Regions from separate parts of the Homo sapiens genome. Here all the other regions are linked to region 3. Evidence: chromatin loops called from intact Hi-C (ENCODE). Cell type or tissue: endothelial cell of umbilical vein. All regions are shown on one strand. Region 1 overlaps LTBP1 (latent transforming growth factor beta binding protein 1). Region 2 overlaps TTC27 (tetratricopeptide repeat domain 27). Region 3 overlaps LTBP1 (latent transforming growth factor beta binding protein 1). Region 4 overlaps BIRC6 (baculoviral IAP repeat containing 6). Region 5 overlaps LTBP1 (latent transforming growth factor beta binding protein 1).

Region 1 (5,000 bases), 290 kb after region 3:
TCTGTACCTCAGTTTCTCATGTGAAAATAATATCTGCCTTTCAGGGTGGTTGTGAGAATTAAATAATACGTGAACACTTCAAATAGTGTTTGACACATGGTAAGTTTTCAGAAGATACTAACAACTATGGCTGCCACTAATAGGCGTCTCAGATCAAATGCATTTTCAAATGTAATTAAAATCCAAAGGATCTTATAAAATCTACAGTTACCTAATAGCATGTGAACATAAATTAAGCGTAGACAAATGCAGAAATAATTGTTCTTAATGTAAGACTGTCTTTTCTAGACCACTGCTTCGTAAACATTAATGGGCATGTCAGTTACCTGGGGGAGCTTATCAAAAAACAGATTCTGGTTTCTCACTTGCAAAAGATGGGGCGGGGCGCGAGACACAGGATTCTGCATTTCTGATAAGTCCCAAGCTGCTGCTGCTGCTGCTGCTTCCTCTGAGGAGGAAGCAAAGCTCTAGAGCCATCTAATAGCATCTAACTTTATTTTGTTAAAACCTACGTTAATGCTGGTAGTTATCTATCATAAAGGAAGCAAAGAATATGTGAATTTTAAAACTAGTTTGTTCATAGTTTCTGCCATTGAACCTTTTAAATATACTGTTCCCGGATATCTTAATCGTTGAGAAGGACCACGTTGTCTATCTCTTCATCTAAGCACTGGACTAATCCCAGCCTGTCAGACATCATGCATCCCATTTTCCTTAGGAGTGCAGTACTGCTTTGGGGAACAATTCGTTACTGATGGAATCAGTGCTGGAGGAATTTAAGGAATAAATCGCACCACTTGTCATCAGCTTTAAGCATTAAAGTGCAGTGTAAAATAAAGCTTTGGCTCCAGAGCGAGCTTTCACACTTCTGGTCCAACAGGTCACGGGCACTAATTCTTGCTAAAGCAGCAACTACATCTGAGAGTACTGGTAGGTGCAGGAGGTAGGAGTGGCTGCTTAAATAGTGTTCTCTGAAGTTAGATGGCATCTTGCATATTGGTACCACATGCAGGGGAAATGAGTGTGATGGATTGTGTCAGGGGAGCTTTACATAAGGAGAATTGCATAATTGTAGAATTCATACATTTCTGGGGCTGCTTAGGATCCCATTTCAATGCTCCACTACAGAGGCCAGACCGCAGACTGCACTAGGAGGAAGTTCCTGATTTTTCCTTCACCATGGATGTATCATGGACTGACTGTCTCCCCATTCAGACTTCTGGAGGCCTTCCTTGCCCCATTGCAGCCCCTGACTCCTCTTCTCCTTCCCCTTTCACAGTACCCGCTGATCCTGCCCACTCTTAAAATGATTTGGGTGGCTAAACTGTTTTGGGAGGATCCTCAAATTTGTGGTCTTTATTGTGATGTCATGTCAGCCTCTGAGAGACAGAGCTGTTTGGGAAACCAAGTCAGGAAAAACGAGCCATTGTATCCATTTCATAAATGAAGACAGAGTGGTCATTGTTTGATCTTGCTGAGAATTTCTAGCGCTGTGAGAGAAGAAAGTCATAGAGTTATCAGAACTTTGAGGCCTTTGGTTGCATATGGAGTTTATTGGATATAGATTTTTTGTTGCTTGGTTTTTCTCAGTCTAAGTGATAATAAAAATGATAACTAACATATACATAGCACAATGCCTGGCATTTTCAACATGTTTTCCATCTACTGAGATATTTAACTTGCCAAGCCATCTTAGGTATACAGTTACAGTAGTCCTCTGCCTTATCTGGTTTCAGTTACCCACAGTCAACCACGGTCCGAAATATTAAGGGGAAAATTCCAAAAATAAACAACTCATAAGTTTTAAATTGCATGCAGTTCTGAGTAGTGTGATGAAATCTGGTGGTGTCCCACCCAGCACGTGGACCATCCCTTTGTCCATGGTGTCCATACTGTGTATGCTACTTGCCCATTAGTCACTTAGTAGCAGCTCCATTATCTGATAGAAATCGATCGTATATATAAGGTTGAGTACTACCTGCAGTTTAAGGCATCCACTGGGGGTCTTGGAACATATCCCTAGTGGATAAGGGAGAATACTACCCCTCCTTTTTCTGACAGAGGATCTGAGGCACAGCAAGCTTAAGATGCCTGTCAGTGGTCACGTACCAGTAAGTGGAAGCTTCAAATCCAGGCACCCTTGCTCCAGAATCTACGTTCTAACCTCTTCAGTGTTACTCGAGTCTCTTTCCATGATCCCAAAGCACATCTTAAATAGTCTCCCTTAGAACAGAAAAGTAACAAAGTGAAGAATTAAAGCTGAGATTTTAAAATTGTCTCACACATTGTGTGCTAAAAGAAAAACTGATTTTAGAGCTAACAATGAGCATAATAAGAGGCAATGTGTCATCAAATCTGTAGCCACAGACACATTGGCAGGAATAACAAAAAACTATATATTCAATGGACTAATGAACTAAAGCAAGTCAATAATTCTCAGTAAATAAAACTTTTAGTGATGCCTATCACTTAATCTAAAATGATTTTTTAATGTTTTTATTTTTTGCTACTCTTAAAAGTATAAGCTTAATCACCGGGTGTGGTGGCTCACACCTGTAATCCCAGCACTTTGGGAGGCAGAGGTGGGCAGATCACTTAAGGTCAGGAGTTTGAGACTGGCCTGGCCAACGTGGTGAAACCCCATCTCTACTAAATTAGCCAGGCATGGTGGCGCATGCCTGCAATCCTAGCTACTCTGGAGACTGAGGCACAAGAATTGCTTGAACCCAGGAGGCGGAGGTTGCAGTGAGCGAAGATCGTGCCACTGCACTCTAGTTTGGACAACAGAGCAAGACTTCATCTGAAAAAAGATAACATAAGCTTAAATGTTCTGGAAAATGTACGTAAGAATCACAAGATAGAGGGTGCCATTATCTCATGGAAATCAAAATCCGTTGATCTGCAAATGAAAGAAAATTATACATATTTGAACATTTGAATCTTAAGTACCCAGGGATCCCAGTGTCTTTTTATATTGTTAAAATAATTAGATTTCTGATAAGTAAATTGTTAAAGTAATTAGACATTGTAAGTAAACGGAACAAAGACTTGATAAACGGGACAACTAGTGTGTTGGGAGAATGCCACCTATTGGCGATGTAATGTACTACAGCACAGGTAATTTCTTGACTACTCAGGTGTAGAAAGATGGTTTTAAAACATGAGGTCCCAAAGGAAACAGAAGGTGCCACAAAATAAATTGAAAAATGTTAACAAAGTTTAATGAAACACGAACATTGATCAACATACAGAGGCATGGTCCTCTCAGTGTTGCTAAGAGAGCAGTTTGAAGAGACAGACTTACACATCTGAATCAAAAATTCTAGTTCTGGGACTGATGAAAGAGCAAATGGATTTTGTTTAATGCCTATTGAATAAAAGAATAAAGCACAAAGGCATGATGTGAATAGGCACTTAGTGAGGATCTGTTGAGTCAAAGCAATGTCAGTATGTATCCAACTTCCTTTGAGAAAGGTAGACTGTGCTATAGGGGAATAGAAGATATTTGTCAGTTATTCATACTCCTTTAAATAATGCTAGGAAGAATTATCATTACTGTATATAAATTATATACAGCTTGTGGTTTATAAGAAGAGATAAGTAAATGATCTGAAATGAAATCTAAATTATTTATAACTTACCTGTTTTCAGTTTTAGTTAAATTACTTACATGTTCTTTATTTTATTATTTATTGAATGCCTACTATGTACTAGGCAAACAATTCTGGAACAGGTGTAAAGTTGTATTTAATGAAATGCATAATTAGTATAATTTATTCCTAAATATTATGTATTTTAAATCTGCAAATGATACTTTAATAAATTCACCATTTGCTGTGACAGAAAATTTTTCAATCCTTCCTAATATCTAACCTACCCAAGTATTCATATCATTTTGCAAAAGTAAAGAATTTGGAATGTCTTCAAACAATTCGGCTAGTGATTTCTTCCATATCTGTGCATGGCTCTTAGACGCTCCCAAAGATCTCAGGGCAAGAAGTTTCGTAATGCCCTTGGAGGTGTGAAGGAAGACAGGGATTTGACTCATGGACTAAACTTGAAAAAATATTGTAACTGGGCCATAGTTGCAAAAGGCCTGTCAGCAGTCACGGTTTAAAGGCTTTTCCAAGAAATATGTTTCCAAAGAATGTTAATAATCACTTTGGAACACCCTACTTGTGAAACAATGAGTGGTCACTGCCTTTGGTTTAGGCAATCCAGGGATCTCTTTCTGCTTTTGGTCCTGGCTCTGTGACATTGCACTGGGCACATTACTTCAACCTCCTTTATCCAAAGTTGAGACCTCTTCGTGAGGTTATGATAATTAATACAATCACTATGAAAGCATTTATCATTTCAATCATAGATCCTGAACATTATAATTAAAGAAACAATAACCGCTAGTCACTTACAATGGAAAATTAAAATCAAACTAGAAAGATACAAAAGGAAATCGAGTGGCCGTCATGCGGGCACAGAGAATATCTATAAAACAGGCAAGCGTTCCAGTTCTGTGGGACTGAACTCTTGGTATCCATGGAACTAGATTGAATGGATGTTATATGAAATGGCCAGTAAGCCAGTTATGTTGTTCCTCATTGAAAGGACTCTTGGCCCGGCACAGTGGCTCACGCCTGTAACCTCAGCACTTGGGAGGCCAAGGTGGGCAGATTCTGAGGTCAGGAGTTCGAGACCAGCCTGGCCAATATGGTGAAACCTCATCTCTACTAAAAATACAAAAATTACCTGGGTGTGGTGGCGTGTGCCTCTAGTCCCAGCTACTCTGGAGGCTGAGGCAGAAGAATCGCTTGAACCCGGGAGGTGGCTGTTGCAGTGAGCCAAGATTGTGCCACTGCACTGCAGCCTGGGCAACAGAGCAAGACTCCTTCCCAAAAAAGAAAAAAGAAAGGACTCCTGTATTTATTTAGAAAGCTTTCTCTCACCCCTCCCAAAGAAAGGTTGAAAATACTTTTACTACTCTCAAAAGATTATTGCAAAAT
Region 2 (5,000 bases), 310 kb before region 3:
AGCAGTTTCTTGGTAACTATCAGTTTTGGTGGTTTATATTTTATTCAGTTATAATAATGAGAATAGCAACTAATGCTGAGTATTTACTCAGTGCCAGGTACTGTTCTAGAAGCATTTTCCATATATTTTTAATTCTCTGCAGTCACTGAGTTACTTATTGTTTTTACCCTACTTTCATAAATGAAGAAATAGAGGGTTAAGTAATTTGTACTAGATTTTACAGTTTATGAGGGATGGGGCTGGGATTTCAACCTGAGCTTTCTGATTCCAGAGCTCTTGCTCTTAACCTCTTCACAGTTTTGCCCTCGAGGATATCATAGTATGCTAGGACGTAATGGCAGATTTGGTTGAGGTCAAGTTATAAAAAGCCCTGAATACCAGTCTGTCAGGTTTGAACTTTTTTCATCCTTTAATGAAGAGCCATCGGGGCTTTCATCAGAAGCAAAGTGAGAATGTAAGATTGATGTTTGGGAACCATCCAGCACATGTTAGGGAGTGACTCTCTTTGAGACCAGGGATTTAACTGAGCCGACCTTTCCAAGGCCATTGCTATACATAAGACCAGACTTCTATGATACAGTACTCTGACATTTTAATCATCTTAGCGGTTTGTACATGCTGCTCTTCCTTGATTTAACTTTTTCTTTCATTTTAGCTTTTGAAAGGATAAAATATTTTTATTTGAAATGGATTTATATCGTTTCTGTTTTGAACTTATGTTATTTGTGGTGGGAAGACTTGAGGATGTTGGAACTCACATTCCAATAGGGAGGATAGGATGAACATATGTGAATAATATGTACGGAAAAAAGACATTCTTTCCTTTTTATTTTTCCCTTCTAATATTGGTAAGCAGTACAGAATGAAAGTCTTAAGGTGTAACTTGCATAACTGCCAAGAAATGTGAGTACTGTGATAACATCTGGGCTGTAGGTGTGACTGATGCATAGTGGGGAGGCCGAAAGCTTTGCTACCATAGACCTGATTCTGAATTCTGGTAATCCCGAGGAAGATAACAAAGGCAAATCTCTTCATCTTTCTGAGCTTTTAAATAATGGAGTTTATAATCTCTACCTGGATTTGCTGCTGAGAAAATTAGAGCCAGTATATGTTAGGTGTCTAACATATTTCCTGGCCCATAGTAAGTTCGCAATAATAGATGTTACGTAGTCGTTCTTTTCTTTTCTGCCTGTTGCACTGTAGAAAAACCATTGTTGCCCCATTATCTGTAGCCTAAAATTAGGGAGATATATCTAACAGGAGAATCTCACATGCAGATGACATATAAACACCTGTGTTACTTTGCATTGTGAATTATTTGAAAAGACTCAGCAAATATAAAGACCAGTGGTAACCAAATCTAGCACAAGAATTAAGAGAAGGGCATTCAGTAATTAATAACCTCTAGTAAAAGAAAAAGTATGTATAAAATTTAGTTGATCCTTTAGTTTAAGGGAAGACACTGAAATAGAAGAAATTATTCCTTTGGAGAGATCAGGAAGCTGGTAGGTTAAGATTTATATTTCCTCATGGAAGGAGAACTTAGAATTTAGTAAATGAGAAACTTGGCTATGAAGGAGTTGGCAGTGCACATGAGGAAAAAAATGAGCATCAAGCATCACTTTAGGAAAAGCTACTATCAGACACCATTGATGTCACTCTTGGATTTCACTTCGGTCATTTCCTGTTTAATGATACCACATTCAACAACTCATCTGTGTTTGGGGTCACAGAAATCAGGCAGGGGTACAGAAAGAGTGGAGAGTGTGGTATGGCTTTAGGATTAGATTATTCTACATTAACCTTTATTATATGTGACAGAAAAATTCAAAACAGTTGATCATATGAGGGAAATTAGCCAAAAGTTTGAATACTGATTATCAATGATGTGGAAACTTTCAAGAGGAAGGGAGTTTGAGTAGTAGGTTCATAAGTGGTACCCATTGCAGATGTGTCTTAAATACCCTTGTAAAAATTAACTTTTTAATTATAAAAGTTATCTATGCCAGTTGTCTAGTGGTGCTTAGTTTTTGCTAGCCCTCAGGGTAGCAAACTTTAATTTTTATTTTAATTATTAAGGTTTAATAAGTATTACAGTCACTGTCTTCAGCACACATATTTCACACTTGGGTTGAGGAACCATTGTGTGGCTTTAAGCCAGTTATTTCCTTTGTAAGCATCATTTTCCTCTAGATCTCTTTTGAACTGATTTCTAAGGTCTCTAATTGAATTGATTCCCTTCCAGTTCTTCAAACCTGCTAATTCTAAATACCGGACGATCCCTGACTTACAATAGTTCCACTTAATAACTTTTTGACTTTATGATGGTGCAAAAATGATACATTTTCAGTAGAAACTATGCTTAGAGTAACCATACATCTATTCTGTTGATAACTTTCAGTATAGTAGTCAATAAATTCCATGAGACACTCCACACTTTTTAAAAAATAAAATCGGCTTTGTGCTACATGATTTTCTCTATCTGTAGTCTAATGTAAGTGTTCTGAGCATGTTTAAGGTATGCTAGGTGAAGCTATTAGGTTCAGCAGATCAAGTGAATTTAATGTATTTTTGACTTAACAATATTTTCAATTTATGATGGATTTATCAGAACATAACCCTATAAGTTGAAGTGCTTCTATATTCCATTCTATTGTCAATGTCCTTATTTTGCCACTAGATGGCAATTGTGTACCTTCGAACCCAGTCCCCTCTGGGTTTTCAGAATCTGGGGCATCTGGAGAACTCAGGAATTTTAGCCTAGTCCACCCCTGCTTATTTCACACTTGGGGAACTGAGACTCATAGGTTAAGTGACATAGCCAGGGTCGTAACAGTTACTCAGAGCCACTTGAATCCCAGTCGTCTTTCTCCTCTATCACACTCTAGGGGACTTTGTGAGGGAAATTCAAAGAAACCATGCTCTCAACCTTTTGAGTTCTTTGTGAATTATTTTTAAAATAATTTAAAGCCATTGGTTAAGTACAGGTATTATCACATTCAAAATAAACAGTTGGCCTGCTTTTGTGTTTCTCTATTGGCTCCCTGAGACAGAAACGCTAGACAGTCAGCTTTGAAAGGTTATTGGCTGCATACAGCCAGCTTGCCTTCACGATTTGCCCTGGAAATAAGCTCTGCAGAAATCTCAACCAGGGCCTCTCTATCAGGTGATTATCTCCCTCCATTCTTGCCCCATCCTGTGGCCACCCATTTTTCTATGTTTTCTTTTGTCCACCTGACTAGCCCAATCAAGAGAGCGTTTGTGGGGGAAGAGATATGCTCCTGGTTCTTAAAGAATTATCTTTTGGGTTTTCCCAGCACATGTTAACTGCCCTGTTTCCCCCTCTCTCTTTATTGGTGACAAGGATGGTATTGCCATAAATCATGGCTTGTGTATAGGCAGAATGGTGTTGTCGGAGGCAGAGAGGACGTGGTCTTTGGAGTCACACTGACTGTGTCGAACCTCTCCTCTGTCTGTGACTGACTCTGACTCTTTGTCGCCTCTCTTAGGAGAGTGAGATTGACCACCTTGCAGGGTGGGTGTGAGGAACGCATGAGTAATGTGTGGAAAGCTCATGGTGTCAGTGCTTGGCACACATAGCAGATGCTCATTAAGAGCTAATTATTTTGGTTGTTATTGTAAAGAGAGGAACAGGAGTAACTATAATATATGAAAGAAGCTCAAGGGAGGATCTCAGCCAAAGGAGCTAGTTTTTTATTGGAGAAAGAAGGGAAGGATGCAAGGTATTCCAGGGCCTATGTCAGTGTTTTAGAGAAATAGTGTAACTGTGTTAATAATGGTAGCCACTAGCCATGTGTGACAATGGACACTTGAAATGTGACTAGTTGAAATTGATCCATGCTGTGTTGAATTCACATCAAATTTCACAAATTTGTGTTGAATTCACATCTTTGAATTCACATCAAAGACTTGGTGTGAAAAAGTGGATATAAAATGTCTCAATAACTTTGTATAGTAATAATATATTGAAGGAATCGCATATTGGATATGTAGAGTTAAATAAAATGTTATTAAAATAAATTTCACCCTTCCTTTTACTTTTTTTTTTTTTTTTGAGACAGAGTCTCATTTTTTAGCCCAGGCCAGAGTGCAGTGGCGTGATTGTGGCTCACTGCAACCTCCACCTCCCGGTTCAAGTGATTCTCCCACCTCAGTCTCCCGAGTAGCTGGGATTACAGACGCATGCCTGCTCATTTCTTTTGTATCTTTAGTAGAGACAGGGTTTTACCATTTTGGCCAGGCTGGTCTTGAACTCCTGACCTCAAGTGATCTGCCCACCTCAGCCTCCCAAAGTGCAGGGATTACAGGCATGGACCACCTTCCTTTGACTTTTTGAAATGTAGAAAATATAATGAGGCTACTAGCATGATACTTTTATGTGATAGCACTGGACGAGAAGATAGAGATTTTTGTACCCAAACATATACAACTATGTTCTGAGGAATCGAGAGAGGTTTTTTTTGAAGCTTCTTTTGATTTTGTTTTTCTTTTATGATGTTCTGTTCTTAAGAGTATGACTATTCTGAACTGAGATGCCAGTCACTATTGGTAATAGCAGTTTAAGTAATAGTTTAAAAAGAAAAAAGTAAAAGAGGCACCAAATATTGTCTGTAGTCCCCCAAATTCTGAAGACCTCAAAAAAGAAAAGCCATTGGATGATTTCAAAGAACACCACTGTGTGCAAAGCTCATTTCCCTTCTTGTTGTCAGTAGATAAAACCTAGCAGTTAACGATCCTAGGATTTTTCCTTCCAATGCAAAGTATTAAAACACTGCAAAAATAACCAAGAGTAAAAGGAAAAGAGAACCATAATACTTAATGTTAAATTAAGTCATCTGTCTGATTTTCATTAAATTTGTTTTGGTTTTAAAGACATTGGTTACAAACCATTCAGTAGTTTTAAAAATTAAAAATAAAAGATAACCTCATCACCAGTCTGTTTTAGAGCTAGAAGGTAATTGCTAATTTTGGACATTTGC
Region 3 (5,000 bases):
TTGGGGAGACCTTGCCGAGTGTTAATTAAATTTGCATTACAGGTGGAGGAATCTGATGTCTGGAAATACTTTCCCATTCCATTTAAAGGGTAAGCTGCAGATCTCTAAGGCTCTCTTTGTGACTTTTAAGAAAATAGCAGACAAAGAAGGCTTTTGTGGGATAAAAAAAACACGGAAAGTTTCTTGCTGAAACTTGATGAGTCTGCATTTGCAGCACATACATGTATCAGATTTTTTTGTGTGTGCCCAGATAGGCATTTTTGCTTTTAAATTTTCAGCTGAGTCTGATTACCTAATTAGTTCAGATTGGCCCTTTCTTGGGGAGACAGGGAGGAAAGAGGCTTTGAAGTTGTGAAAGGGACCATGAAGCAGACAGGGTTCTGGGGGTTGGGAAGGTGCTGCTGGTGGGAGGCGTCCTGGAGGCTTCTGTCTTTATCCTCATTGCGTCTGTAGCAGTTCATGCAGAGGAACTCTTAGGGATCCCGGGTGATAGCAGTCACTGGGCTTTAGGGAACTCTGTTGGAGAGCCTGCAGGCAAGTGGATCAAAAAATCAAACTGTTGAGAGGGGTGTAACATACAAAGCAAGGTTACATCCCTTACAGTCCGTCTCCTTACCACATCCCACTCTCTGGAAACCACCATTGACAAGAGTTTCCTGTTTATTCTTATAAAAAACTCCTGTGCGCAAACAGGCACACATTGCTTTTAAACACACATGATTTGTTTGTTCTCATTATTCAGATTGTACCACCTGACACCCTTGACTCTGCTGTTCCCTTTTGCCAGTCAGTCCAGCTCGGTCCGTCCCACAGCTGCGGGGTAGAGTCCACCATGATCCAGTTTGTTTCACCAGGTTTCTGTGAGAAACAGCTGGATGTTTTTGGTTTCCAGCCTTTGGGGGTTGAATGATAACCCTCATCCCCCAAAAAGATATGTCCACATCTTAATCCTCGAACCTGTGAATGAGATCTTATTGGAAAATTAAGGATCTAGAGATGAGATCATCCTGATGTAACCATGTGGGTTCTAAATCCAGTGGCAAGTGCCCTTAGAAGACACAGAAGAGAAGACACAGGGAGAGGAGATCTTGTGAGGATAGAGGTAGAGATTGGAGTAATGCAGCCACAAGCCGAGAAATGGCTGGAGCCCCTAGAAGCTGGAAGAGGCAAGGGATGATTCTCTTTTAGAGCTGCCAGAGGGAGTGTGGCTCTGCTGGTCCCTGGATTTCAGACTTCTGGTCTCCATACCCGAGAGAGAATACATTTCTGTTGTTTTAAGCCACCTAGTTTATGGCAATTTGTTAGAGCAGCCCTGGGAAGTTAATACACTGCCCAAACTCTGATCTAATGAACATTTTTCTTATTATGAGAAATAATGGACACCTTCTCTGGACACATCTGGGCACATCTGCTCAAGTTTACCTTCAGGACAGGTTTCCAGAAGTAGAATTTTGGTTCTAGGTCCTGAAATATTTTCCCCTTCAGATGTATTTCATATCACATGCATCCTTGCCTTAGGAATAATAATGCAAGTAACAGTAGCAATTACTGTGTGTTGAGTGCTTTTTGTGTGTCAAGCATTGTACCTACATTATCTTATTCATCCTGACAATAACCCTATGACACATTTATTATTATCCTCTTTTTATGGATGCAACACTGAGATTTAGAGTATTGAAGTCACTTGCATAAGATCATATGCTTACATAAGAGGCAGGGGGGCCAGGATTCAACCCACCCTCTAACTCCAAATTCTGTGTTCTTAGCTATGTTGCTGGGTTGGGAAGATAAACCACATTTTAGACTTTTTGGCCCTGTGTTGTATGGATGTGGTTTGGCATGTTCTGGCCACTGGGTGTGGTGGGTTCTGGGAGGTGACAGACTCAGTTATAATTACAGGAAGAAGTCTGGTCTGGCAGGCAGCATGTGGAATCAATCCATGGTGCATTGGGAGTCTGGTGAAATAGCACCATGCAGATGGTCCATCTTGGCGTAATGGGATCCCAACAGGTGGACTGAACATCCAGGAGTTAGAACATCAGTGATAATCACAAAGCTACAGTTATTGTTAGCTCTTACTACATGTCAGGCATTGCTCTAAGTGCTGTATGTGTATTCACCCACTGTGAAGTAGGTACCGCATTAGCATGGAAGGGAACCATCAGTAAGTCATGGGACGCAACTGCTTGGCATTCAGGTACAGATCAGCTCCTGAGTGAGGAGACAGCAAGAACAAGGCTGAAAATGGAGGTACCAGGTAAGTTCAAGAAAGAGACCTCAGCTCAGGCTACCGGGTGGGTACCCAGTTAATAGAGTTGCAAGATGGGAATACATCTCAGGAGAGAGGCAGAAGTTTAGTTACCGGAACAGGGGTCCTTCATCAGAGGTCAGCGTAGCATGACTTAACACCAATTCCAGAATCCATTTGGTGCCTGCTCTAAGGAGTGTAGCAGCAGCAGGCCCAGGAGGGGAAATAATGGAGCTTGCCATTGACTTCCTCAGGCTTATGACCTTGTGGTTATGGCGACATACATGAGACCCGAGACTGCGGTGAATAAGTCCTTGATACTAGTGTGTCGTGTTCTCATTTATTTCTTTATTGCAACTAGTGAACACAGGGTTCAGCTGTAAGACTTCTGGGCAGCACCGCACGGTAGGCTTTCTATAAGCTTAGTGATGTAATCCTTTAACTATTTTTATCTTTAATACAATTGTTATCTCTACTGGCTTTGTTGGCAAGTTTTAATTCACAAGGAGCATTAAGAAGCGTGATTTCTGTTGGCTCAGTAAAGTGATTTTCACTTCCTTGTCTCGTTGGGCCACCTGCCATCTCTTAACTTTTGGCAAAGGAAAATAAACTAACACATTGTCTTTTTATTTATATATTTATTTATTTTTTTTGGTGGAAGAATATCCCCATCTTGTGGATATTTGCATTGTGTTTTAGCTTCCGTGGTTATAAATACAGATTCACCCAGTGTGGGCACTTGATCACAGAGATTATTCTTAGAGTCTTCTTTGGTGTCCAATTTCACCAGCATTTCGGATTCTGGACACAGAAGCACCAGGCTGTCCCTCCTTTATGCTTTTTTTTTTTTTTTTTTTTTTTTGGAGAAAGGGTCTTTCTCTGTCACCTAGGCTGGAGTGCAGTGGCATGATCATGGCTCCTGGGCTCCAGTGATCTTCCCACCTCAGCCTCACGAGTATCTGGGACTACAGTTAGTGCCTGGCTACTTTAAAAAAATGTTCTGTAGAGGTGTGCTCTCACTCTGTCTCCCAGGCTAATCTTGAACTCCTGGCCTCAAGGAATTCTTCTGCCTCCACCTCCCAAAGTGTTGGGATTACAGGCATGAGTCACTGCACCTAGCCTCACTTATGTTCTATTTACCTTTACCACTGTTGCACTTTCAGCATTTTCAAAGTCCTCTCAAAATAATGGTTTCCTTTGCTTCTCCAAACAGACTTAAGTAATAGGTTATACATTCTACTTTAAGATGAGAGAATTACTTTGTTTTAAGATGGGGGAATTTATTGTGTAACAGAGAATAAATCAGTCTTAGACCTGAGGCCAGAAATCTCTGATTTTCTTGACTTCAGATCACTTACCACTCCCACCCTCTGTCCTGCCCCCAGCTTCAATCATGGAAGAAACAGAATGTAAATGATAGCTGTGTCTCAAACCATCTTTCAGAAAGCTGACCAGAAATATAAGTCACATTGTTTATAAAGTGCCGATGGAGTTTATCCAAGCAGAATTTGCTTTCCTTTAATTATTTGTTAAGTGCATTTCTCGAGTTTTCGGAAATGGAAATGAGTTTACTTTATGAGCCATACCATCATGTTCTAATTACTATTTTAAGAAGTTAAAGACCTCCAAAAATTGGATTTGACTTAAACATACAATGTATGGTGTCAGAGTAAAGATTAGGGCTTGGACTGATGTTGTCTGGTACACAGGAAAAAATTCTATTACGTATAGTTAAAATGAATTTTTAAAAATTTGGTGCTGAAATAGTAAACTTCAGTCTTTAGGCATTCACTTTGGTAAAATTCCTGGAAAGCACCAGGCATGTCAAGTGCTATAATACAAAGTTTTACAAATAGGGATTTGAAGTGATTGCTTTTATGGCATGGAATAATGCCAAAGAAGTCTCTTGTTAAATATGGACAGTGAGCCGGGCGCGGTGGCTCACGCCTGTAATCCCAGCACTTTGGGAGGCCAAGGCGGGTGGATCACGAGGTTGGAAGTTCGAGACCAGCTTGGCCAACATGGCGAAACCCCATTTCTACTAAAGATACAAAAATTAGCTAGGCATGGTGGCGCGTGCCTGTAATCCCAGCTACTCTGGAGGCTGAGGCAGGAGAATCACTTGAACCCGGGAGGCGGAGGTTGCGGTGAGCCGAGATCATGCCACTGCACTTCAGCCTTGGCGACAGGGCGAGACTCCATCTCAAAAAAAGAAAAAAAAAAGGACCAGTGTGTTCTTGGAGACAGAGTCTTGAAGTAGAAAATGCTTAGGCACATTCTTGATTTGCACATGCTGACGCCTGCATGTGTTCCGCTCTGTTTGGAAATGTATCCCTAGACTGTAAGCTTCATGAGGGTAAGGTCTTAGTCCATCTTGTTTTTACTGGATCCCTTGGCTTAGAACAGTGTACAGTAGGGACTTAATATATATTTGTTGAGTGAATTAATGAACAGGTACATAAAGGTAGCAAGAAATGAATGTAGATCTTTATTAGTGACAAATGAGTGAAACTAAAATTCAAAAATTGGGGACTTGTATGCTATTTGATCATGGTCAAGATGACAAGAATATATCATTTAAAATATTATATAATTTAAAAGTAGTTGTGCATTGAAAATGCGTGACAGGCTGGGTACAGGGGCTCATGCTTGTAATCCCAGCACTTTGGGAGGCCGAGGCGGGCAGATCACTTGAGATCAGGAGTTTGAGACCAGCCTGGCCAACATGTTGAAACCCTGTGTCTACTAAAAA
Region 4 (5,000 bases), 530 kb before region 3:
TTTCCCTCTGTCACCCATGCTGGAATGCAGTGGCACGATCTTGGCTTACTGCAACCTCCACCTCTCAGGTTCAAGCAATTCTCCTGCCTCAGCCTCCTGAGTAGGTGGGATTACAGACATACAGCAGCATGCCCGGCTAATTTTTGTATTTTTGGTAGAGATGGGGTTTCACCATGTTAGCCAGGCTGGTCTCAAATCCTGGCCCCATGTGATCTGCCCACCTTGGCCTCCAAAAGTGCTGGAATTAGAGACCTGAGCCAACACACCCTGCCTTAAGTGGCATTTAAAAACCTGAACAAATTATCTAGCCAGAGTCTTCCTTAGACTTAGTAAAATTTCTATTTTGGAAAATTAGTCTAAAGTTTATTTTCCAATTTTTTCATTTGCGTATATAGTATTATTTTTGGCAATGTGGGAGTTGAGGTAATGTGATAGGATCCACTCCACCATTTTTTACTACATTTAGTTGTCATGTCCTTTTCTTCTGTAATCTGGAAGAGTTCCTAGCCTATCTTTATCTTTCATAATACTGATATTTTTACAGAATGTAACCATTTATTTTATAGAATATTCTACAGATTGGTTTGTAAGTGTGAGAGTAGTCCTCATAATTTTGCCTGAGACATTGTATTCAAGGGATGATTTGCTTATATTGCTAGCAGATGATATAAAAAAACGCAGGCCTAACATAATAGCCTTTTCTGAGAACTTTAGTAAAATAATGCACATTTTCTTTCTATAACATGTTTTTAAATGATTGGTGAGCAAGACAAGAAAATATAGGAACACACTAGTTTATGCCTTCCTTTCAGTGCAGAGATTGGTCTGCCATTAATTTTAAATGTCAATTGTGGTTTCTTATTACTGTCCCACACCCTTTTTGCCCTTATTTTTTGGCTACAGGTATACGTTAGATACTTTGTAATCTTTAAACTTTAATGTTTAATGACTGTTAAAGATTGAGATGAATACCAGAGTCTGCTCCTCATTTTAATAAAACCTTCAAGTTCTCATATTAATGAGTTTACTATGTAGCTGGTTAGCTAAGTCTGTTTTATTTCAATAGAAGTTTAAAAACTGGCCTGAACATATTAAATGATAATACTAAGCTGACCATAAGGATCAACAATAATTGCACATAAAATTGATCTTCAGTTTTAGTTCTGAACATCTTTGCATCAAAGGTAAAAAGAGAATATTGTTAGTTGTAAAATTATTACCAGAATAGAGGGAGCATATAAGCTCCTTAGAGGAAAGGACAACCTTTTTTCCATTACTAACTTGTCACAATTCTGTAACTGAGACACCGATCCTATTCTCCAGAGGTAGGCACTGATTATGTTTAGTGATTTAATCATTAAGTATATTGTATTTAGTCATTAAATAATTGCGTAAGAACTTTTTACTTGCATGAGAGGTGGAGGTTGCAGTAAGCCAAGATCGTGCCACTGCATTCCAGCATGGGTGACAGAGGGAAACCCTGTCTCAAATAAATAAATAGTAGCCACTTAAAAAATTATTACTATTCTAACCAAAACTGATAACTAATTATATATTTATATATTTATATTTATGTTTACTTAATTATATATGTACTTATATGCTTATATTAAGCTGTGTTTTCCTGAAAACAATCCATATTTAATATCATTTAGGAGGCATGCTACCGTTTAACCTACTGACTATAAGTTACATCATTTTATCTCTACTAAAAAAAAAAAACAAACAAAAAACAAAATTAGCCAGATGTGGTGGCACATGCCTGTAATCCCAGCTACTTGGGAGGCTGAGGCAGGAGAATCGCTTGAACCCAGGAGGGGGAGGTTGCGGTGAGCCGAGATGGCACCACTGCACTCCAGCCTGGGTGACAAGAGTGAAACTCTGTCTCAAAAAAAAAAAAAAAAAAAAAAAAAAAAAAAAAAAAAGATAAATTCCTGATATTTCATCTTTTTGAATTTACTGTTTCTAGCAAAAGATTTTTGTGACTAACAGTAGTTTTCCTACTCTTTTGACCTCTTTTTGTAGATCTTAAAATGGGTGGAGAGGAAAATTTAGATACGTAAATGAATGGAGACTTATTTTTTTATTTTATTTTTGAGACAGAGTCTCATTCTGTCGCCCAGGCTGGAGTGCAGTGATATGATCTTGGCTCACAGCAACCTCCGCCTCTCGGGTTCAAGCAGTTCTCATGCCTCAGCCACCCGAGTAGCTGGGACTGCAGGCACCCGCCACCCACCCTGCTAATTTTTTTTGTATTTTGAGTAAAGACAGGGTTTCACCACGTTGGCCAGGCCGGTCTCGAACTCCTGACCTCAAGTGATCCGCTCACCTCGGCCTCCCAAAGTGGTGGGATTACAGACAGGCATGAGCCACAACCCAGCCTGTAAATGAATGGAGACTTTAAAAAAAAGCGTTTGGTGGCATTACAGCAGAAACATAAATCTTCATATTTAGGCTAAATTAATCAGATTTATCAAAGGTTAACATTATGGTTCCAGTTACTCAAAATAGTAAGTTTGATGCTTTAATAATTTGTTTCTTATTGCTTACTAAAATAAAGACATCTGTTAGTGTTCTAGATAGGAAAATATATTATTTGTTCATTTTAATTTCTTTCTCAACATTTTCACTTCCACTTTTCATAAGAAATGGTATTCTGAAAGTTGCGTTTTGTAGGCCACAATCATTTTTTCTCTAGCCCTTGTATAGTATGGAGTTACCCCTCTGGCCACTAGATGGAGATCCTGTTTCATTTTAAGAAGTATTTGGTAATATTCACATGTTAATGTTAACAGGCAGAATGTTACTTTAGAGACCCTCACCTATTTTAGAAAATAGTATGTTCCTTTTTTGAGAAGAGAGCATATTAAGTCTCAGCACACATTAAATTATTTGCCATTAACTTAGTGGGGTATGCTACAAATTCTTATTGAAATAAATCTTTACCTTTTTAATAGTGGTCTTATTATATGGGGATGAATATTCTTTCAGATTATCAAGGGAAATTGCTGTTATCTGGGTTAATCTGACAATTCACAGATTAGAAAAGAACAAATGAAATCTAGAGAAATGTATTCAGTTGCTCAAGTTTAACTGGTTAGTAACGTGGTGATTATTAAACTCACTTATTTTCAAGTTGAAAAGCAAGATATAAATGGATTTTGTCATTATGAAAAATAAAAATGAGTAAGTGATGTGTTAGAGTAAGGTAGACATGAGAGAGCAGGCACAGGACTTCATTGGGAAAATTATAAAGTATCTACTGAATTGGCTGGTTATCTTAGTTAAATGATGTTATATACTAGGATTAAAATTTTTAATTTCCCTAATATTGGTTTGACAGTTTTATAACAAACTATAATGTGTCAAAACCCATTACTGCATTTTGATATACCATCTGATTTTTCTCACAGTGTATTTTGTATGTTTAAAGCTCTTTTTTTTTTACTTTATGTTACCTTTGGATATGTTTCTTTAAGAGTAGGTATTTAATTTCATAAGTATACTGTTTGAGAATAAGGTTAATTCTGTTGTCACGACAAATATCTTAATTTAAATATGACCATATTTATTAAATTTGAATTACTTAGTAGTTACATCAAAGTAAATGTGCAGTTGGAAACCTAGCCATCTTGCTAGGTCTCAGGGCTCTCCAAATTAAAAAGGACATAGAAATTGTATTAGTGCTCTTACAGGAAAAGATAAGGTTTGATACCAATAGAAAATACATAATTTTTATTATTTATAAAAATACTTTATTTTGTTGATATACACTGCCTGAGAAACAAATAATGAAAAATTGTCGAGCTGTCGTAACATGATACTTAACTGTATATCCTTATTTATAGTTTTCATGGTAATAGTTCATATGAAACTGTCAAATTATGCCATTTCTTTGTACTGTTTTAATAAAGAGTCTGGGAGCTGTGGTGGTGGTTCATGCCTGTAATCCCTTTGGGAGGCCAAGATGAGAGGATTGCTTATGCCCACGAGTTTGAGATCAGCCTTGGCAACACAGTGAGACTTCATCTCTATTAAAAACTAAAATAGGCCGGGTGAAGTGGCTCAAGCCTATAATCCCAGCACTTTGGGAGGCCGACCCGGGCAGATCATGAGGTCGGGACATCGAGCCCAGCCTGACCAACACGGTGAAACCCCGTCTCTACTAAAAATACAAAAATAGCCGGGTGTGGTGGCGCATGCCTGTAATCCCAGCTACTCAGGAGGCTGAGGCAGGAGAATCGCTTGAAACCCCAGAGGCCGAGGTTGCAGTGAGCCACAACACTCCAGCCTGGGCGACAGAGCAAGACTCCATCTCAAAAAAATAAAAAAATAAAAATAAAATAATCTATCAGATTATTCTACTAATTAGAGTAGCAGGCCAGGTGTGGTGGCTCACATCTGCAATCCCAGCACTTTGGGAGGCTGAAGCGTGAGGATCACCAGCCTGGGCAACTTAGACCCTGTCTCTACAAAAGAACAAAAAATCAACACTCGCCTGTAGTCCCAACTACTCGGGAAGTGGGATCCCAGGAGGGCGAGGCTGCAGTGAGCCGTGATCATACCACTACACTCCAGCCTGGGTGTCAGAGTAGACCCTATCTCAAAAAAAAAAAAAAAAAAAGGTAGAGTAACCTGCCACTTTATTTTTAGCCCAAAGTATATTTTAATAGTATTTTAATATGGCTCTAGTTTTTGTGACAGTTAGCTGAGCAGTACCAATAAAAATTAAAACACTTGCCTATGTTTAATGTATTTATTTCTATATATGGTCACTAGCAAGGCATGTTGATAGCGACTCAGAGTATCTATAACGTAAGTGCTTATCAACAAATGTTAATTCCTTTTATTTAGAGTTTTCATTTTTGTCAAGGGCATCCAATGTGGAAATGACTTTGGTATAGAATATATGACTCTGTGTTAAATAATTATGACTGGTAAGTTTTATAAGGGGAGGACAGGTTGCTTAAATTAAAATTTAGATGGGTTTTGAATTGCTT
Region 5 (5,000 bases), 180 kb after region 3:
TGGGAGCCAAACACAGATTTAAGGAGCAATCTCATCAGTTCTCTCAGGAATATTGCATAATAATGTTTTTGTCTCTAAAACACAGAGGAGGTAAATATTATTTGTTACTGTTAGTTTCTCCCATGATTGAAGACAGGGATAGAACAATACGTAAGAGTCTAAAATGAATACCATCAGCTCCACATTGTTTAGTGATTATATCTTTACGATGGTGAAATTGGAAGTAGCCTTTTCACATTTAGCTAAACACACTTTGACATGTGATAATTATAAAGTGAGCCACATATCTGCAGGAAATACGTGTGATGTTTTCCACTCTTAACAGCTGACTTGGTGGCTCGCAACATTATTGGCATACCATTTTCAAGTGAATTATATGTTTCAGCATATAAATTCTTGATTTAGCATAGTGTCTTAATAGCTAAAGGATAGGTTGGGAAAATCAAACTTTTATTTCTCTGGCAGATATTTACAAAGTGGAAACATCTGTTTCAATTGTTGTGGGACAATCTATGCTCACTGTGGGGCAGTTAGGAAGCCAGGGCATTTTTGTAAACCTTTCCATGAGTTAACATTTGATGCCTTCCTCTGGCTCTTCCCAAGCTTTCTCCATGGCTCTTGCAGACTGGTCAGAAATTATTCTTTGACTGAGTTAACTGCCTTGTGGAAACCTCTGTAATTATCATGGCCCAGACATTTAAAAAAACTATTTGCTCATCAGATCTTTTCCAGAACTCAGAAATGACCCAAAAATGTTTGTCCCTCAAGCATATTACCAGTGTCATTACTGCCTCAATAAACTGTGTATGCGGATAGAAAATGAACTCTTTTATTTCCATGTGAAATCATCATGCTTTAGTATTTCCAGACTCCATTCATTCATTCATTCATTCATTCATTCATTCAGGGAATCACATGATGAAGAAAAAAGCTAAAAGTCAGTATAGTCATTTTCATATTTTGCTAAAAGCTTTCTGTTTCATTTAATTTTAGAAAATAGAGTAAAAATACCACACTGTTAAATCTACCATTGGCCTTGTTGCTGGTATAAATAGAGTATTTGGTTTTCCATCACTGGCTTTCTGTCATGGCCCTTTTTCCATATTCTAGATGGACTCCAGCAAAAGAAATAGAATAAGGTCCTTGACCTGGTGAAGATGAGGTTTTCAGGGAGCAGATATAGTAGGGAAGAGTAGGGCTGTCCTGTGAACCAGGTGGCATTATGAAGGACATGTGAGAGAGTCCAGTGGGGAGCACTCACTTAATCGTCTCTCTGCAAAGCCAAGAAAGCCAAGCATGCTAAAAAGACAAGACATTCCCATTCACCAGCATACATACCCCTGACACAAGAAATGAGTGCTGTCTATGTGAGGCTTGACTCTGGTGTATCAGACAGAGCCCAGTTTCTAGAGTTTATATTGACACAGTTTGCTCAAAGAATCATATTCTTCTACATGAACTGATCTACTCGGTGGGAAAAGGTTTGCATGCCGATGTGTGAGTGACCACTTAGGAAAAATATAAAGCATCTTGTCTTTGCCCTAAAAAACAGAAAATGCAGAACACTTTTCCTGTTCTTTAAGACAACATTCTCAGGACTTGTGTACTGTCTATGTGCTCAGGAATGAAAACCTATTAGAAAAGGAGAGAAAACACAGGGGAGATATGAGGGAGACATGTTTTATATGTTTTAAAGTATAAGTACCAGTAATTTATTTTTTTACCTGATATTCAACTTTTTTTTTTTTTTTTTTGAGGCAAAGTCTCGCCCTGTCACTCAGGGTTCAAGCGATTCTCCTGCCTCAGCCTCCCGAATAGCTGGGACTACAGGTGCCCACCACCACACCTGGCTAATTTTTTCTATTTTTAGTAAGGATGGGGTTTCACCATGTCCTGGCTGGCCTCAAACTCCTGACCTCGCCTCAAGTGATCCTCCCTTCTCGGCCTCCCAAAGTGCTGGGATTACAGACGTGAGCCACTGCACACAGCCTCTGATGTTCAACTTTTTGATAAGTAGTGAATAGAAAGCAGACAGGGGTGTTTTGAAGGTGTGATGGTTGTTTTCTGTCTGCCTACAAGAGTGGAATCCTTGGCTCACGCCTGTAATCCCAGCACTTGGGGAGGCTGATGTGGGTGGATCGCAAGGTCAAGAGATGGAGACCATCCTGGTTAACACGATGAAACCCCGTCTCTACTAAAAATACAAAAAAATTAGCCGGGCGTGGTGGCGGGTGCCTGTAGTCCCAGCTACTTGGGAGGCTGAGGCAGGAGAATGGCGTGAACCCGGGAGGCAGAGCTTGCACTGAGCCGAGATCGTGCCACTGCACTCCAGCCTGGGTGACAGAGCAAGACTCCGTCTCAAAAAAAAAAAAAAAAAAAAAAGAATGGAATCCTGCCTGGCAAAGGATGGAAGGGATCTCTGAGGTCAAACTGATGACAGTTACATTAATTAATCACTTGTGTAAAAATGGGAAGAAGTAGAAATCAAGTATGTTTCAGAAAGTGTCCCTCTTTCCTTTGCTGTATCTCTTAGTACCCTCTAGTGGTGTCAGCCTAACATTTTCTTACATGTAACGTGATCCTGACAGACATGTTCAGCGTTTGCAAGCCACGTCTCTATATACTTATGTATGAGGTAATCAACTAAAAATCAACAAACATTTTTTATCAAATTCCAACCTCCTAGCTTCTATCTAAGATATTGGATTGGTGGGAAAGGCCATTATTACTCATTTTATTCCTAAGACTAAAGAGTTATACTTCTTCACTATTTCTCCTACCTCAGAGCTGACTTTTGAGAAGAAACACTTTAGCTATGTTGGCAATTTGTGGCATAGGAATATATCACATTTTAATTAAGCATCACATATATTTGAAGACTTGTTCACACATATAAAGAAGTTCCATTCTAAGGCTGTCCCTGCCAAATGACAAATACTTGGTAATCACCAAATTGGTATTGTGGGAGTGGGTTAGTGACTACTCATCAAGCTTTTCATGAAAACCCCAGATTTATAGCCTCTTAATTTGTTCTGAACCCTTGCCCTGAATATATTAATTCACCTTCTAATTTTTTTTTTTGCAAATATGGTCAACATGTCTTTCTGCTTTATGAAAATGTCAGAGATGAGTATAAAGATAGGTCAATAACCACCCGGGAAAAAACCCAAGAAATCTAAACACCAGTAACTTGCAAAGGAAGCTTCTATGTATAATATAGAGTCGTGTGCATCTCATGCTGTTTCACTAAAAAATTCCTATAAACAGAAGAGAATTCTTACCTGAAAGTCCATGAGTATAACCTGGTGAAGATTACCTTTTACCTTCAGATTTTAGGTACATACAAGTTATATTTTTAAGGAAGACTTTTCAGATTATGAAAGTGCCAAGACATGCTTAGTGTAAAAATTTTAAAAAGTACCAAAAAAAATGAAGAAAATGCTAATCCTAAAAACCATAAAACTTGGATCTACTTCCCTCCAACCTTCTTTTCTGTGTGTATTGTAGTATAATGGAGATTATATTCTATATTATAATTTGTGCCTGTGTTTTTTTAACAAATAAGCATTTTCCTATCTTGTTAATGATTATATGCTGTGCTGTATGTATAATTCATTGTTTTGTGTTATTATTGCCAGTCACTTAAGTTTAGGCAGTCATATTAATTACCCATGTTTTTAGCCTTTTGAATTATTTTTCCTATAATTTGATAATATTTTCACTATAAACAAATGTATCTTCCTGAAAGTGAATTAACATAACTAGACTCACAAAAGGTATAAGTAATTTGTAAATACATGGGGTGTGCATACATTTCTCATACATCCAGGTGACTTTGTGTAAAATGCTGAAGTTCATATGCTTCCTTTTTCAGATGACTTGCATGAGTAGTCTCAAAGTCACAGCACAGTGAATACTTTATGAAAAATGAAGCATGTGGTTTTGGTTTCGGAGAGCAACCTCAACCCCAATTTAGGTCATTTCCATAGTGAATCTGTGTTAAAGCACTGTTTTCCACATCCTTTTACTGCAGAATAGACAGTGTGTTATTAGCGAGAATAGCCCACCTGCTTTTCTTCTCATTCAAACCACAGACCTCTCTAACAAAGCTGTGCTCCTAGGTTGTCATGCTCAGAGGCGCCAAACTATTTACCTTGGAGGGTCGCTTGGCCTCATTCATACCAGCCTCTCTTTTGAGCCTTGTTTACTATACGATGACAGATAATAGCCCAAGGTAGTATTGGTATAAATGTGTTGGTTTTTAAATATATTCTTAAATGACTTCAATATGAACAATAATGGTAACTTTTATTGAGCACATATAATATGCCAGGCATTGGCTACATGCGTTATTTAGAGCATCTCTTTCATTCTCATACTTTGAAGTTGGAACTCTGATTATTTCCATTTTACACATGTAGAAAAGTGAGGCATAGAATGGTGAGGTCACTTGCCCCATTCTGCAGAACTGTAAAGGGCAGCAGCATTTGTGCCTGCACTGTCTTCAAGCCAGTGCTTCTAACCACCAGCTGTGCCACCTTCACTAGGCCATTAGACCTTCTTACAAAGGACATTGGAAACAGAAAATCTTAAAGGAGTAATTAATCTCAGAAGGCCCCCTTTGAGTCCTTGGGTTTTTTTTTGATGGACTCCACCTAACCATGGACTCCTAAGACCCTCCCTCCACTGTAGTGTATGTCTGTGAGTAGACTGAGGACTTGAACAGGGCTAATCTGTACAGGATATATAGAAGAAGCCAGTCTTACACAGGGCTCAGTAAGGGAGTAAGGGAGGAATTTAGCAGAAAAGATTTGGGAAAAGATTCTACTTTACCAGTAGAAATAAAATATGTTCATTTTGAAATTGGCAAATAAGAGTAAGATACACCAAGAAGTTTTTCTTTGTTTAGAAGTGGGAGGTCTTTGGGGGGATTAATGATAAATTTTGGAGGAGATTGGATGTATTTGTTGAAACTCAAATATGGCCTGCTAAAGAATGGA

The links. Hi-C counts contacts between places; a loop is a spot of excess contacts. Peaks named below come from ENCODE experiments on the same cell type or tissue, not always from the same donor. Only the 100,000 strongest peaks of a DNase experiment are listed, where the experiment ranks them.
Region 1: a loop joins it to region 3, with 4 times the contacts of the local background. A loop is called at or near these places in 2 of 110 quality-filtered maps.
Region 2: a loop joins it to region 3, with 11 times the contacts of the local background. A loop is called at or near these places in 23 of 110 quality-filtered maps.
Region 4: it touches region 3 in a loop (23-fold over the local background); 2 of 110 quality-filtered maps call a loop at or near these places.
Region 5: a loop joins it to region 3, with 2.5 times the contacts of the local background. A loop is called at or near these places in 3 of 110 quality-filtered maps.

Annotation. Positions count from the first base shown.
Region 1 is chr2:33,370,061-33,375,060 of GRCh38, forward strand. The region is part of intron 31 of LTBP1 (latent transforming growth factor beta binding protein 1); the gene reads left to right. Among named protein-coding and RNA genes, the nearest start is that of MIR4430, 46 kb to the right of the region's middle. In endothelial cell of umbilical vein, a CTCF peak has its summit at 3,097 (motif pointing left); a DNase peak (open chromatin) is centred at 3,061.
Region 2 is chr2:32,770,125-32,775,124 of GRCh38, forward strand. All of the region lies in intron 13 of TTC27 (tetratricopeptide repeat domain 27), which reads left to right. Among named protein-coding and RNA genes, the nearest start is that of LINC00486, 53 kb to the right of the region's middle. In endothelial cell of umbilical vein, a CTCF peak has its summit at 2,675 (motif pointing right); a DNase peak (open chromatin) is centred at 2,707.
Region 3 is chr2:33,083,999-33,088,998 of GRCh38, forward strand. All of the region lies in intron 3 of LTBP1 (latent transforming growth factor beta binding protein 1), which reads left to right. Among named protein-coding and RNA genes, the nearest start is that of LTBP1, 140 kb to the left of the region's middle. In endothelial cell of umbilical vein, no CTCF peak of the experiment used is centred here; a DNase peak (open chromatin) is centred at 2,713; H3K27ac peaks cover 901 bases.
Region 4 is chr2:32,551,310-32,556,309 of GRCh38, forward strand. All of the region lies in intron 65 of BIRC6 (baculoviral IAP repeat containing 6), which reads left to right. Among named protein-coding and RNA genes, the nearest start is that of BIRC6-AS2, 21 kb to the right of the region's middle. In endothelial cell of umbilical vein, a CTCF peak has its summit at 2,740 (motif pointing right); a DNase peak (open chromatin) is centred at 2,732.
Region 5 is chr2:33,268,230-33,273,229 of GRCh38, forward strand. All of the region lies in intron 15 of LTBP1 (latent transforming growth factor beta binding protein 1), which reads left to right. Among named protein-coding and RNA genes, the nearest start is that of MIR4430, 150 kb to the right of the region's middle. In endothelial cell of umbilical vein, a CTCF peak has its summit at 2,541 (motif pointing left); DNase peaks (open chromatin) are centred at 342 and 2,562; H3K27ac peaks cover 229 bases.